Linked DNA regions of Homo sapiens: region 1 is linked to region 2. A link is a contact called in ENCODE Hi-C or POLR2A ChIA-PET data. All regions are on one chromosome and are shown on one strand. The core of a region is the stretch at or near the end of the contact, and the rest is flanking DNA. Distances in the headings are between cores, read along the strand shown. Region 1 overlaps CAMK1D (calcium/calmodulin dependent protein kinase ID). Region 2 overlaps CDC123 (cell division cycle 123).

What was found. A loop is a pair of places that touch in the nucleus more often than their neighbours do. ChIA-PET counts read pairs that join two places held with the same protein, here RNA polymerase II (POLR2A). Pooled maps may share reads with other maps.
Region 1: a pooled map shows a loop between it and region 2 (2.1-fold over the local background). The contact joins two enhancer-like sites. A Hi-C loop is called at or near these places in 2 of 50 pooled maps. POLR2A ChIA-PET finds 5 or more read pairs at or near these places in 2 of 52 experiments (OCI-LY7 and activated B cell).

Annotation. Positions count from the first base shown.
Region 1 is chr10:12,614,429-12,620,475 of GRCh38, reverse strand. The region is part of intron 2 of CAMK1D (calcium/calmodulin dependent protein kinase ID); the gene reads right to left. Among named protein-coding and RNA genes, the nearest start is that of MIR4481, 36 kb to the left of the region's middle. Within about 2 kb of position 2,840, at least 2 of the 41 ENCODE cell types and tissues checked have a DNase peak (open chromatin) inside an H3K27ac peak, as active enhancers do.
Region 2 is chr10:12,237,695-12,244,346 of GRCh38, reverse strand. CDC123 (cell division cycle 123) reads right to left here. Exons shown (of 13, transcript NM_006023.3): 10 at 5,862-5,890. Among named protein-coding and RNA genes, the nearest start is that of CDC123, 45 kb to the right of the region's middle. RefSeq lists a cis regulatory region at 6,442-6,453 and an enhancer at 6,375-6,519. Within about 2 kb of position 2,391, at least 14 of the 41 ENCODE cell types and tissues checked have a DNase peak (open chromatin) inside an H3K27ac peak, as active enhancers do.

The DNA of each region.
Region 1 (6,047 bases), core at 1,591-4,090, 380 kb before region 2:
CCACACACCTATGAGAATAGCTAAAATCACAAAATGACGGCAACGTCAGATCCTGGCGAGGATGCAGAGAAACGATCACTCACACATTACTGGTGGGAATGTAAAGTGACACAGCTACACGGTGCCAAACAGTTTCTTTACAAATGGAACATGCAACCACCATGCAACCTAGCAATTGAACTCCTGGCATTTATCCCAGAGAAATAAAAAGTTATGTTCACACAAAAACCTGTACATGGACGTTTATAGCAGCTTTATTTTTTTTTTTTTTTTTTTTTTTTTTTTTTTTGAGACGGAGTCTCGCTCTGTCGCCCAGGCCGGACTGCGGACTGCAGAGCTTTATTTTTTAATAGTCAAAAACTGGACACAAACTAGGTGTCCTTCAACTGGTGAATGGTTAAACAAAGTGGTACACTCAAACTGTGAAATACTTCTCAGTTATCAAATAGAACAACTACTGATACATACAACAACTTCGATAAATCTCCAGTGAAAGTTGAGTGAAAAAGAAGATCCCAAAAGGTTACATATTGTAAGATTCAATTTATATAACATTCTTGAAATGACAAAACCATAGAAATGGGGAAGAGACTACAGGTTACCTGAGGTTAGGCAGGGGGTGAGATCATGCAGGAGGGAAGTGGGTTTGCTACAAAAGAGCACCATGAGGAATTCCAGAAGCTTTTGTATCCTGCTTGTATCAATGTCAATATCCTGGTTGTAATACTGTACTACAGTTTTGTAAGATGTTACCATTTGGGGAAACTTGGTAAAGGGTACATGAGATCTCACTGTATATTATTTCTTATAATTGTATGTGAATCTACAACTATCTTGAAATTAAAATGTTAAAATTAAAATGTAATTTTTAATAATTTTAAAAATCCAAGTAGGGGATGGTAGCATACACCTATAATCCCAACACTTTGGGAGGCTGAAGCAGGAGGATCACTTGAGGCCAGCAATTCAAGACCAGTCTAGGCAACACAGTAAAACCCTTCCTCTACCAAAAATTCTAAAATTAGCCAGGCACGGTGGTGTACATTTGCAGTCCCAGCTACTCGGGCTGAGGCAGAAGAATTACTTGAGACCATCAGGCTGAGGCTGTAGTAAGCCATGATTGTACCACTGCACTCCAGCCTGGGCAACAGAGCAAGACCCCGTCTCAAAAAAAAAAAATCCAGCTCTATGTGAATTTGGTCATTATTCACCCTGTCTATGCCTTAGTTTCCTCAGGAGAAAAACAGGGATAACAGTAATGCCAGCTTTATGGGATTACTGTGAAATTGGAACAGTTTACTAGACATAAAGTACTTAAACTACTTAGCAGACAGCACTCAAATGCATTTACCATGATTATTTCAATCAGTAATTCAAAAGCATTTATTGAGCTCCTGCTACATGCAAAGATTCAATGGCTTCTTTAAAAACAGACATCTCAGGTAGTAGTACTGCATAGCACTGAGAGAGAGAGACTTTGGAGTAAGAGAAAACTGGGTTTAAACCTCAGCACTGCCACCATCTTTGCTGTGCATGCTTAGGCAATTTACTTAGCCACTCTGAACTGCCTTTTCTTTAACAGTAAAACAGAATTAATAATATACCTTCACAGGGTTATGCGTATTAAGAAGATATATGTCACTGATTGGTATATGACAAATAAACTGCAACTATTATTACTACTACCCATATATTCTCTTTTTGTTGCCTTCTTCCTACGCAAAGTTTAAACTTCTTGAGAAGAGTCTCTTTTTTTTTCCCATGAATCCCTCTAAATACCAAGCCTAATGTGATGAAAATAGAAAGTACTCAATTAATACTTAGTAAAAAATAAAATACTCTGGCAATGCTTAATGAAATTAAGTATTACCTGATACTTAAATGAAAAGTAACTGTATGCTTTCTTCTGAATATGAGGCTCCCAAAAAATCCCCCCACGAGTCTTTGAAGGGGCATGAACAAGGGTTTTCATCCATGATACTCTTTATGGACACACAAGTGCAAGACGGTTCAGTCATCCATCACCAGGGAGATGAAGATAAAATGGGGTAAAAGCAGCTATAAACAATGAACTAGAGAAAACAGAGTAAGTAGCACGGACAGATGTTAGAAAGAGCATGCATTGAAAGTGCGAAGCAACAGAATGAAATCTATTGAAGAATGCCATTCATGTAAATTAAAAATACAAACATTCACACACACATGCACACCACAAAATGAAAAAAAAAATTAGGAGGATGCCTGTGTATTCAAAGAGATTTAGCAAGTCCATTATAGTGGATATCTATGGAGGCAGGAATAGGAAATGAGGAAATGTTGAAGAGGAGAGAGAGACACAGAGCCCTGAATCGGCTGCTAATCATGAACCACTGGATCTAATTAAGTCACCTCTCAATACTAGATCCAAAACAAATGTGAATTAATACAAAATATGTAAATGATTACGTAAATAGTGACAGCATTCTACCCTGAACCTTACTGAGGAGGTAGCAATTAAAGAGATAATTCTGAAATGACAATGCAAAATCAGTACAGATAAACGGCTGTAATCCAATTGTTTGGCTATTTAATAAAATTAATGGTCTGAAGAGCATACCACTTCACGTTTCATTTGGAAAAAGTTCTATCAGGATTTCAAGGAGCTCACCAGTGGAAACCAGCATTTCAGTGACATGCTTTTTCTCCCCACCTCATTTATGTCTTTTGTGACTGTTCAATATTTTTATCACTGGTGAATCAGAGACATGCAATCTGGAGGAGAAAAAACTAACCCGGCAGGTATCTCAGCAACTAGAAAAACCGAAGGAAGGGCGTGCTCACCACTAGGGATGTTGACATTTGGTCCCAAGGCCAGAAAACAGATGCAGGTGGGACAGAAAATTACTTCTCTCCTCAAAGAGAAGAAACGGCTCCCCCGAAAGCAGAAAATACAAACTGCCTCGCCCTGGGGTGCGCTTATTTTCTGGCCATCATAGCCTGCATATCTGCCTACCACACAAGTGGCTTGTTCCCCTGCTCTGAGGAAAAGCTGCTGCTAATTTATTCTGGGAGCAAGAAGAGATGAATGGGGATATTTACCGTAAGTGACGCCAGAGTTAACACGGGGAATTTCTGGCTAGTGGAGTTATGAGTGTTCTTCCTCTTTTTGCTTATGTATTTTTCCTCATTTGTCTTCTAGGAATACACATTACTTTTCTTGTTGTGAAAAAATTACAACATTTTAAAATAAAATAACAGCACCAGTTAATCAGCTAGAGGGCTTAACAGTCACGATTCCTTTGGTGCACTAGTAATCTTACTGCAAAGCTTAAATGTTTTTGCAACTAATAACTTTCTTCCCAATTCTATCAGCTGCTTGCATCCTTGAGGAAAAAAAATCTACCACTCACCTTGCTTACGAGAAGTTCATGGTCAAGTGCTTAGTTGATTAGAACATGCCTTATTTTTGTGACTAGACAGGGATATTAAAAAGGCGATCCCCAAGCTACACTTCCAGTCACCACCACCCCTTCCCTACACCCCAAACACTTCACCGAATAAATGCCACTGAAGTGGGTGTCCGGTAATTCAACAGTTATAATGTATGGACTCAAGACAGAGACCACCTCGGTTCCCGCCCTGCCTCCTCTACTCTAGCTGGTGAGAAGATACTTGACCTCGGCCAGGCGCGGTGGCTCAGGCCTGTCATCTCAGCACTTTGGGAGGCCGAGGCGGGCGGATCACGAGGTCAGGAGATCGAGACCATCCTGGCTAACAAGGTGAAACCCCGTGTCTACTACAAATAGAAAAAATTAGCCGGGCTTAGTGGCGGGCGCCTGTAGTCCCAGCTACTCGGGAGGCTGAGGCAGGAGAATGGCGTGAACCCGGGAGGCGGAGCTTGCAGTGAGCCGAGATCACACCACTGCACCCCAGCCTGGGAGACAGAGCGAGACTCCGTCTCAAAAACAACAACAACAACAACAACAAAAAACAAACAAACAAAAAGATACTTGACCTCTCTGTCCTTTGGATTTTTCCGTAAAGGGTGGGTAAAAACAGTAGCTACTTAAGAGGTTGATTCGAGGATTTAATGCGCTAGTTCATGTAAAGGGTTTAGAACAGTCTGTCTCGCTGTAGCATCGATAAATGTTAGCTACTCCTATTACTGTCCAAGATAACCCGCTTTGTTATGCAATCAATTTTGAAACATTATATAAGACTAAAATATTCAAGCCTGCCCATACTTGGAAAACTAATTTTATTTCTTCCTATTTCCTTACCGTTAGCCATATTTTAAACACACATGTGCACACTCATATGAAACTACACACATATACATTCACACACGTACATTTATACACACACCTACATATACACACCCACATACACACACGCTCACACCTATACACACCAATACACGCACAAACACGCCTATCATAAACCAACACGTGCACTCACACACCCACACACACAGCAACACACATGCACACCCACAAACACACCTATACAGACACAACACACATGCACACATACACACCTATGCGCACACCAACACACTTGCAAACACACATACACACACCTATACACACACCAGCACATGCTCTCACTTATGCATACACTTATACACATACATGCATACACACCTACACCTATACACACACGAACGCACACATATACCTATACACACGCACACAACACATACCTACACACTACACACATGCACTTACACACACCTACGCACACAACTATACACACCCCCACACACATGCACACTCACACCTACACATCTATAGACACCTACAAACCACACACACCTATACACAAATACACTTTCAAATAAACACATACCTGTACAAACACGTGCACTCACACTACACATACGTATACATACTTGCAAACACAATACACACCTACACACACGCACACACACGATATACACACATAACTACACATGTACACATGCACACACACCGATATACACACACATAACTATACATGTACACATGCACACACCTACACACGTGCACACACTCACACCTACACACACACATGCACACACTCACACACTCAGACTCCCTAAGTTCCATTTCCAAAGAAGGGCAAAGAATTTGAACAACTTCCTTCCAGAACCTATACTTGAGTAAATTAATTACTCCAATATATTTTCTTATTTAGATGGAAATGGAATATAAAATGCAACAAATCTTAATCGAGGGTCAAAAATAGTGAATTCCTCTTGCTGAAAGCTACCAATGGCTCCCAATCACCTGAGGGACCTGGGTCTTCCTTCCTAGGGGTGGCCCAGGAGGCCCCCTCACCTAACTCCACCAATTCTGCCTCCTCTCGCCCATCCTCCGGTCCCAGAGACTCCCTGCTCAGGAACCCTTTGGGGCTCTCAGGCGTTCTGCCTGCCATTCCTCCTCAGAATGGATTATCAGTCCTCCAGCTCCCAGCCCCTTCCAACCCTGTAAACCCATCTCCAACGTTATCTTCACTGAGAAGCCCCAGGTCCAGGCACCTGCTGAGTTGATTAGCTGGTAATGTGCTTGCTGGGCCACACTGGGTTATAATTTGAACACACACTTCTAAGGATGGCGACTTGGGGCTGATTACTCCATGTCGGCAGTTTCTAACACAATAGCTGGTATGGCTGGTACTCAAAGAATCAGAGGATATGAGACACATCCGATTCCCAGTATAACAACAGCTGGTAGCCCTAGAGCACATGGTGAATAAGCCTTGTGGAGGGTGAGGGTGCACCCTAGTAACCAGATATCCTGGAGTAGGTGGGGTGGAGGTTTCCAAGGGCTTATCAAGGCCTCTCAACCCGGACTTAGTCAAAATTTAAAAAGAAGCTAGAATATAAAGTCAGCAAGAAAGGCAAAAGTTATTACACAGTCATCAAAATTTCCCTCGAAAATTATTTCAATTGCCCATTCAAGTATGGAGCACATATTTCTGTGTATTCAACCCTATAAAGTGAATACGTATTTAGCACTTTGTAATATATAAAACTATGGCTATTACAATATGCGGAACACATGCAAAATATAACCGTACTCTATTTT
Region 2 (6,652 bases), core at 1,142-3,641:
TTTTCTCACTGAAACATTCATATATTTGTGCCATCTGGTTAATAATGAATTTGTTTTTTTCTATAAATGTGTTGCCGCCATGTCCTGAGCGGGTGTGTGTCTGTGAAATTCCAAGCAACAAGACCGCTGAGCCAGCATGCCTAATATCTGGCACTGTTTCTCAGCTGAGCGAGAGCAAACTGTTAAGAAAGATGCAACATCTAATTAGGACTTGCTTCAAATACCAGAACCTCCAGTTAAGTGGCACAGGCCTGTCGCAGGATGTTTTCGCAGGATGTTTTCAGCACAACCCATTTAGGTAAGTTCCTCATTTTATACAAGCCCCAGGAGAGGCCCTGCAAATTTCTCACCGCTTGAGTTGTTTCCTCACCTCCATTTGGCACCCACTTCTTCATTCCTGGAACTATGTGAAACAGTATCAGCCGTCAAACAACTTCTTGGTAATGATGTCAACTTTATTTTGGAGAATACTGCTAAGATGTCTTCAATATATGTCATGATACAAAATGGACATTTTCTAACCTCCAAATCTTTTCTACTTGACTTTCTTTTTTTTTTTTTTTGAGATGGAGTCTCGCTCTGTCACTCAGGCTGGAGTGCAGTGGTGCGATCTCTGCTCACTACAACCTCCGCCTCCCGAGTTCAAGTGATTCTCCTGCCTCAGCCTCCCAAGTAGCTGGGACTACAGGCGTCCGCCATCACGCCCAGCTAATTTTTTGTATTTTTAGTAGAGACAGGGTTTCACTGTGTCAGGATGGTCTCGATCTCCTGACCTCGTGATCTGCCTGCCTCAGCCTCCCAAAGTGTTGGGATTACAGGCGTGACCCTCTGTGCCCAGCCTCTACTTGGCTTTTTATAGTCAGTAAAACTAACTCATTTTTTTTTAAACAATCACACTTTTAATATAGGAATATGCCACAATGCAAAAAACCAAACCACATTTTTTCCTTTTTTTTTTTTCACTCTTGTTGCCCAGGCAGGAGTGCAATGGTGAGATCTCGGCTCACTGCAACTTCCCCTTCCTGGGTTCATGCAATTCTCCTGCCTCCACCTCCTAAGTAGCTGGGACTACAGGTATGCACCACCACGCCTGGCTAATTTTCTATTTTTGGTAGAGATGGGGTGTCACCATGTTGGTCAGGCTGGTCTCCAATTCTTAAACTCAGGTGATCTGCCCGCCTAGGCCTCCCAAAGTGCTGAGATTACAGGCGTGAGCCACTGTACCCAGCCCAAAACACATTTTTAAATGAAAACAAACCACCACTGTTAATTGGTAGTGTACTCTGTAGCTCAGAAGCTATCCTCTAGTACAAAAAAAAAGAGTTTAAGTAAATTAAAAAAAACCCAGCTGTAACTTCTATAAACTAGGAGGATCAGGATCAGGATTTTATAACTTTTTTTTTTTGAGACAGAGTCTCGCCCTGTTGCCCAGGCTGGAGTACAGTCGCGCGATCTCAGCTCATTGCAACCTCCTCCTCCTGGGCTCAAGTGGTTCTCCTGCCTCAGCCTCCCAAGTAGCTGGGATTACAGGCGCCTGCCACTGTGCCTGACTAACTTTTGTATTTTTAGTAGAGACGGGGTTTCACCATGTTGGCCAGGCTGGTCTTGAGCTCCTGATCTCAGGTGACCTGCCTGCCTCAGCCTCCTAAAGTGCTGAGATTACAGGTGTGAGCCACCACGCCCGGCCATAACATGTTTTCATGTGACATCTCAAGCACAAACAGCCTGAGAAGTTAATTCTGCTTTGAGGCAATCCAATAAGCAAAGAGCAGTCGGACTAACTGTCCTTGTACCAGCTGACTGTCTCCCTGCCCCGATCAAGCTCTAGGGACCAGACACTGTGTTAGGCACTGGGCATGAAGATCGTAACACAAAATCGACTCCTTCCAAGAGCTCAGGCTTGAGCAGAACACACATCTCCACTTCCCCAAAACAGAACCAAAAGCCATCCAACAATGGCAATGTGCAGGGTATTTTGCTTCAAGAGAGGCAAGAACAGGGAACTGTGAGAGCGGAGAGGCACACAGGAGAGCCTGCCTACATGTGCGAGGGAAGGCTGGAAATGCTTCCCAAAGGACCTGGGCACCTGAGGGATAACAGAGATGCCCTGGGAGGAGGGTGGTGTTGGCAGGAAAAGCGGACCACTTAACAAGAACGACGGCTCTCACGTACAGAGGCCACGCCACGACCGCCTGTTGCGGGAATAGGTTATTTTGGCTGGAGTGTGAGATATGTGAGGGCTCCTGAAATACAGCCAGCTATGTAACTCTCAAGGCTTGCTGTTCCAAACAGGATGAAACACATGCTACGACAAGCCGTTTAAAAGTGTAATTGAGATTATGAGAAAGACCGGGAAATCCCCCGGGGCCAGAAACAAGAACCCGAAGAACAGAACTAAGCCTATCAACTCTAGTGCTGTGGGAACCCGTGGGAGGGTCTCCTAGCAGCCTGGCCACAGGAAGGGAATCAGAACTCAGACACAAACTCCAGAAGGCGACAGTCTCAGGAAAGGGAGTGTGAGGAGACAGTTCTAATGACAGGGCAGGACACAATGACTGTTCTTCTCTGAATGAGTTTTGAGGAACATGGTAGAAGCAAATGAAAAACCCAAAATTTTGGATCTTTGGGATTCTCACAAACAAAAGAACAAACAAAAAGAACAAGCTCACTGAAGATGAACTCAAAGTAAATAAATAAACTGATTTACAAAACAAAAAAGAAACAACCAACCCGGATGAGAGTCTGTAAACGCAACAGGCATTAAAGCCCCAAGAACTCTGGAAATCATCATCAATCTGAAGGACAGTATAAAATAAATATATTGATGCTAGACAAAAAGACTAAGGGGGATCCATATCGCATACCAAACACGCAAAGGAACAAAAGCCAAACATCCAATATTGAAATGGAGAACAAGAAGTTACAAAAGAACTGGACAAAAACCATGGGGAAGTATTTTTTAAAATGATGGCTGAAATTCAAAAGCCAGAAAAGAAACAAATAATCTATGTGATCTCGTTCACAGGAAAAGACTAATGACAAAGGCCTAATCTCTGTAATACATAAACAGTGCCTCTATTTTGAGGAAAATGAGACAATAGAAAAAAGTGAAAAAGACATGAAGCAATGGTTCACAGAAACGACCCTTAAATATATGAAAAGATAAACTTCATCCTCACTTACTAAGAAAAATAGAAGTAGAAATTATACTGAAACATCATTTCTCTACGAAACCCCAAAAACCCTGAAGAGTGTAACCCTATATTGTAAAGGCAAGCTCTGAGGAAGCCTGCAGGTACTGTGATGCATTCCTGGGGGGATCTGGTCAGGTGTAACCTCTACCGAGGGTAAACTGCAACATTAAAATACATTTCACTTTTGAGCCAGCAATCCCGCTTCTAGGAATTCACCCTGTAGATTCACCTGCAGCGTGTGAAATGACACACGTACGGGATTATTCACCATGGCAGACTGCAGAAGACCAGACACAACCTGGTGTTCACTGCTAGGCATGACATGTATGATCATGGCTCACTGCAGCCTCAACCTCCCAGTCTCAAGCGATCCTCCCAACTCAGCTCCCGGGAGTAGCTGGGGCTACAGGCACAAACCACCACACCTGGCTAATTTTTATGTAGAGACGAGGTCTCATTATGTTAAGCCCAGGCTGATCTCAAACTCCTGGGCTCAAGCCATCCTCCCACCTCAGCCTCCCAAAATGCTGAAAATACAGGCGTGAGCCACAACAATGGCCTAAAGCCCCTCTTTCTAGTAACTCTTAACAGACACCATCATCTTTGAAGACAAAGAGGTGAAAATATAGTGATGTCTTTTGACGTAAGAGTTAAATGAACAGTTAACAGTTATTCTGGGACATGATCATATGGGCCATATCTTTTTGTCCAAAGATGATTCGAAGATGTCCAAAGGTGATTCAGATTCAAATGACTGTCTCACTTACAATGAGGCTGATCTAAGCACGGAGAGAGAATGAGAAATATTCTGCTTGTGTGTAGGTGACACGGGAAAACGCATCTGCTAGCTTCTTCACAATGTCAAAGAGCACTCAGCACCAAACAGCATTTAGTGACCTAAACTTCTTAATAAAGATGACATGTCTTGGACAGTGAAATCTCTGCTCTAGTAATTCTTCATTAAGTCAGCAGTAAGTAACTTTACTAGTAAGTCACTTTAACTTTTTCCTTACAGAAGTTTTCATCACTTTTAAGATTTAAAAAATAAACTAATCCTCTTCTGTCTAAAGATAAAAGTAACTCAAACTTTGAGTCACTTTTAGTTGACTAAAAATAATAATAATAATTTTTTTTTTTTTTTTTTTGAGACGGAGTCTCGCTCTGTAGCCCAGGCTGGAGTGCAGTGGCGCGATCTCGGCTCACTGCAAGCTCCGCCTCCCGGGTTCACGCCATTCTCCCGCCTCAGCCTCCAGAGTAGCTGGGACTACAAGTGCCCGCCAACACACCCGGCTAATTTTTTGTATTTTTAGTAGAGACAGGGTTTCACCGTTTTAGCCAGGATGGTCTCGATCTCCTGACCTCGTGATCTGCCCGTCTCGGCCTCCCAAAGTGCTGGGATTACAGGTGTGAGCCACCGCGCCCGGCCCCTTTTTTTTTTTTTTAAAAAACAGAGTTTCGCTCTTGTTGCCCAGGCTGGAATGCAATAGCACAATCTCAACTCACTGCAACCTCCACCTCCTGGTTCAAGTGATTCTCCTGTGCCTCAGCTTCCCACGTAGCTAGGTGGCATGCGCCACCATGCCCGGCTAATTTTGTATTTTTAGTAGAGACAGGGTTTCTCCATGTTGGTCAGGTGGGTTTCGAACTCCCGACCTCAGGTGATCTGCCCGCCTCAGCCTCCCAAAGTGCTGGGATTACGGGCGTGAGCCACTGCACCCGGCCAAAATAATTATATAAATATCAAGTGACAAACTCCTGGCCAAATTTAAGTGTGCAAACTGAACTATTTTAAGCAGGCCCTGACCTCTGACACAAATGAGACATAGGACGTAAGTGCTCATTTACCTACCTGTTCAATAAAGAATCCCTAAACCATGGTACACAATGATTTCAGCTATTAAGTCCTCTAATGTTAGGTATATTTTAAGGGGAGATTTTTGACCATGGTGAATTTCAATCACCTTAGTTGATGTGAGAAAAAAAAAAAAATTTGAGGAGGGGATGGGGTCTCACTCTGTCACCCTGGCTGGAGAGCAGTGGCGCAATCAAGGCTCACTGCAGCCTTGCATTCCCGGGCTCAAGTGATCCTCCCAGCTCAGCCTCTTGCATAACTGGGACTACAGGCAAACACCACCAGGCCCGGATATTTTTTTTTTCTCTTTTGAGGCAGAGTCTCGCTCTGTTGCCCAGGCTGCAGCACAATGGCGTGATCTCCGCTCACTGCAATCTCTGCCTCCTGAGTAGCTGGGATTTCAGGCACCCACCACCATGCCTGGCTCATTTTTTTGTATTTTTAGTAGAGACGGAGTTTCACCATGTTGCCGAGGCTGATCTTGAACTCCTGACCTCAAGTGATCCTCCCACCTCGGCCTCCCAAAGTGCTGGGGTTACAGGTGTGAGCCACTGTGCCTGGCCTGGGCTAATTTTTTTTTAATTTTTAGTAGAGATGAGGGCTCACTATGTTGCCCAGGCTAGTCTCGAACTCCTGAGCTCAAATGATCTCCCTGCCTAAGCCTCCCAAAGTGCTGGGAATACAGGCATGAGCTGCTGCACCCAGACAAAATATTTTTTGAGCATGGATCCTTCACACACATAACAAAGGCATGCTCTGCCTGCTTATAAAACCAGCTCTTATATTAAAGCATATCAGAAAGAGTTTTTACTTACCCTACTGTCTCTGTATATATCGAACACAACTGTAAAGGAGAAAAAAAGTCAGTTATTAATGAACTAATATTTCACAATGTAAATCTCCTTTTGAAAATTAAAGTACATTTTAATCAAAGACAGCAGAATATAAATGACCCTGAGGACTTCATGCTTCTAAACCTCAAAACTTCAAACATAAAAAGGCATCCTGCAATGTTTTATTTATATAACTTTGCTTTACTGTTCTCTGTTCCCCAACCATAAGCCCCTATATTTAAAAATTCAAACCAAACGCCAATATCATCTCAACCAGTTCCCCGTTATAGACTGGTTCTATGGGAAAGATGGGAGTCACTGAGCAAAGTACTAGTGAAACGGGCATCAATCACTGATCTGGTAGAATGCAATGAGTAAAGCTTATAATAGAAAGCATAAAATCTAATGAGCCTTGAAGCATGATTCATCTTATTTTAAGTCAAATCTGCCACAGAGCCCAGTCTTGGCAAGTAGAGAAATTGTAAATCATAGCAGATATAATTTTCAGATGTATGAAAACTCTTACACAATATACTTTCAATTCCTAAAAACAACCCACAAATGTTTACTTTGTAACTGGTGCTGTCTTTGATCATTCAAAGAAGCTAGAAAGGTAGATAGACTTTGTTCTCTGTAGATAGCCCCTTTGAAATACACAATCAAACATCTAAAACAAGACAGGGAACTGACTTAGCAGTAAAAATAGATTTTAGTTAAATAAGATGAAATTAACATGGCTGGTGCGGTGGCTCACATCTGTAATCCCAGCACAC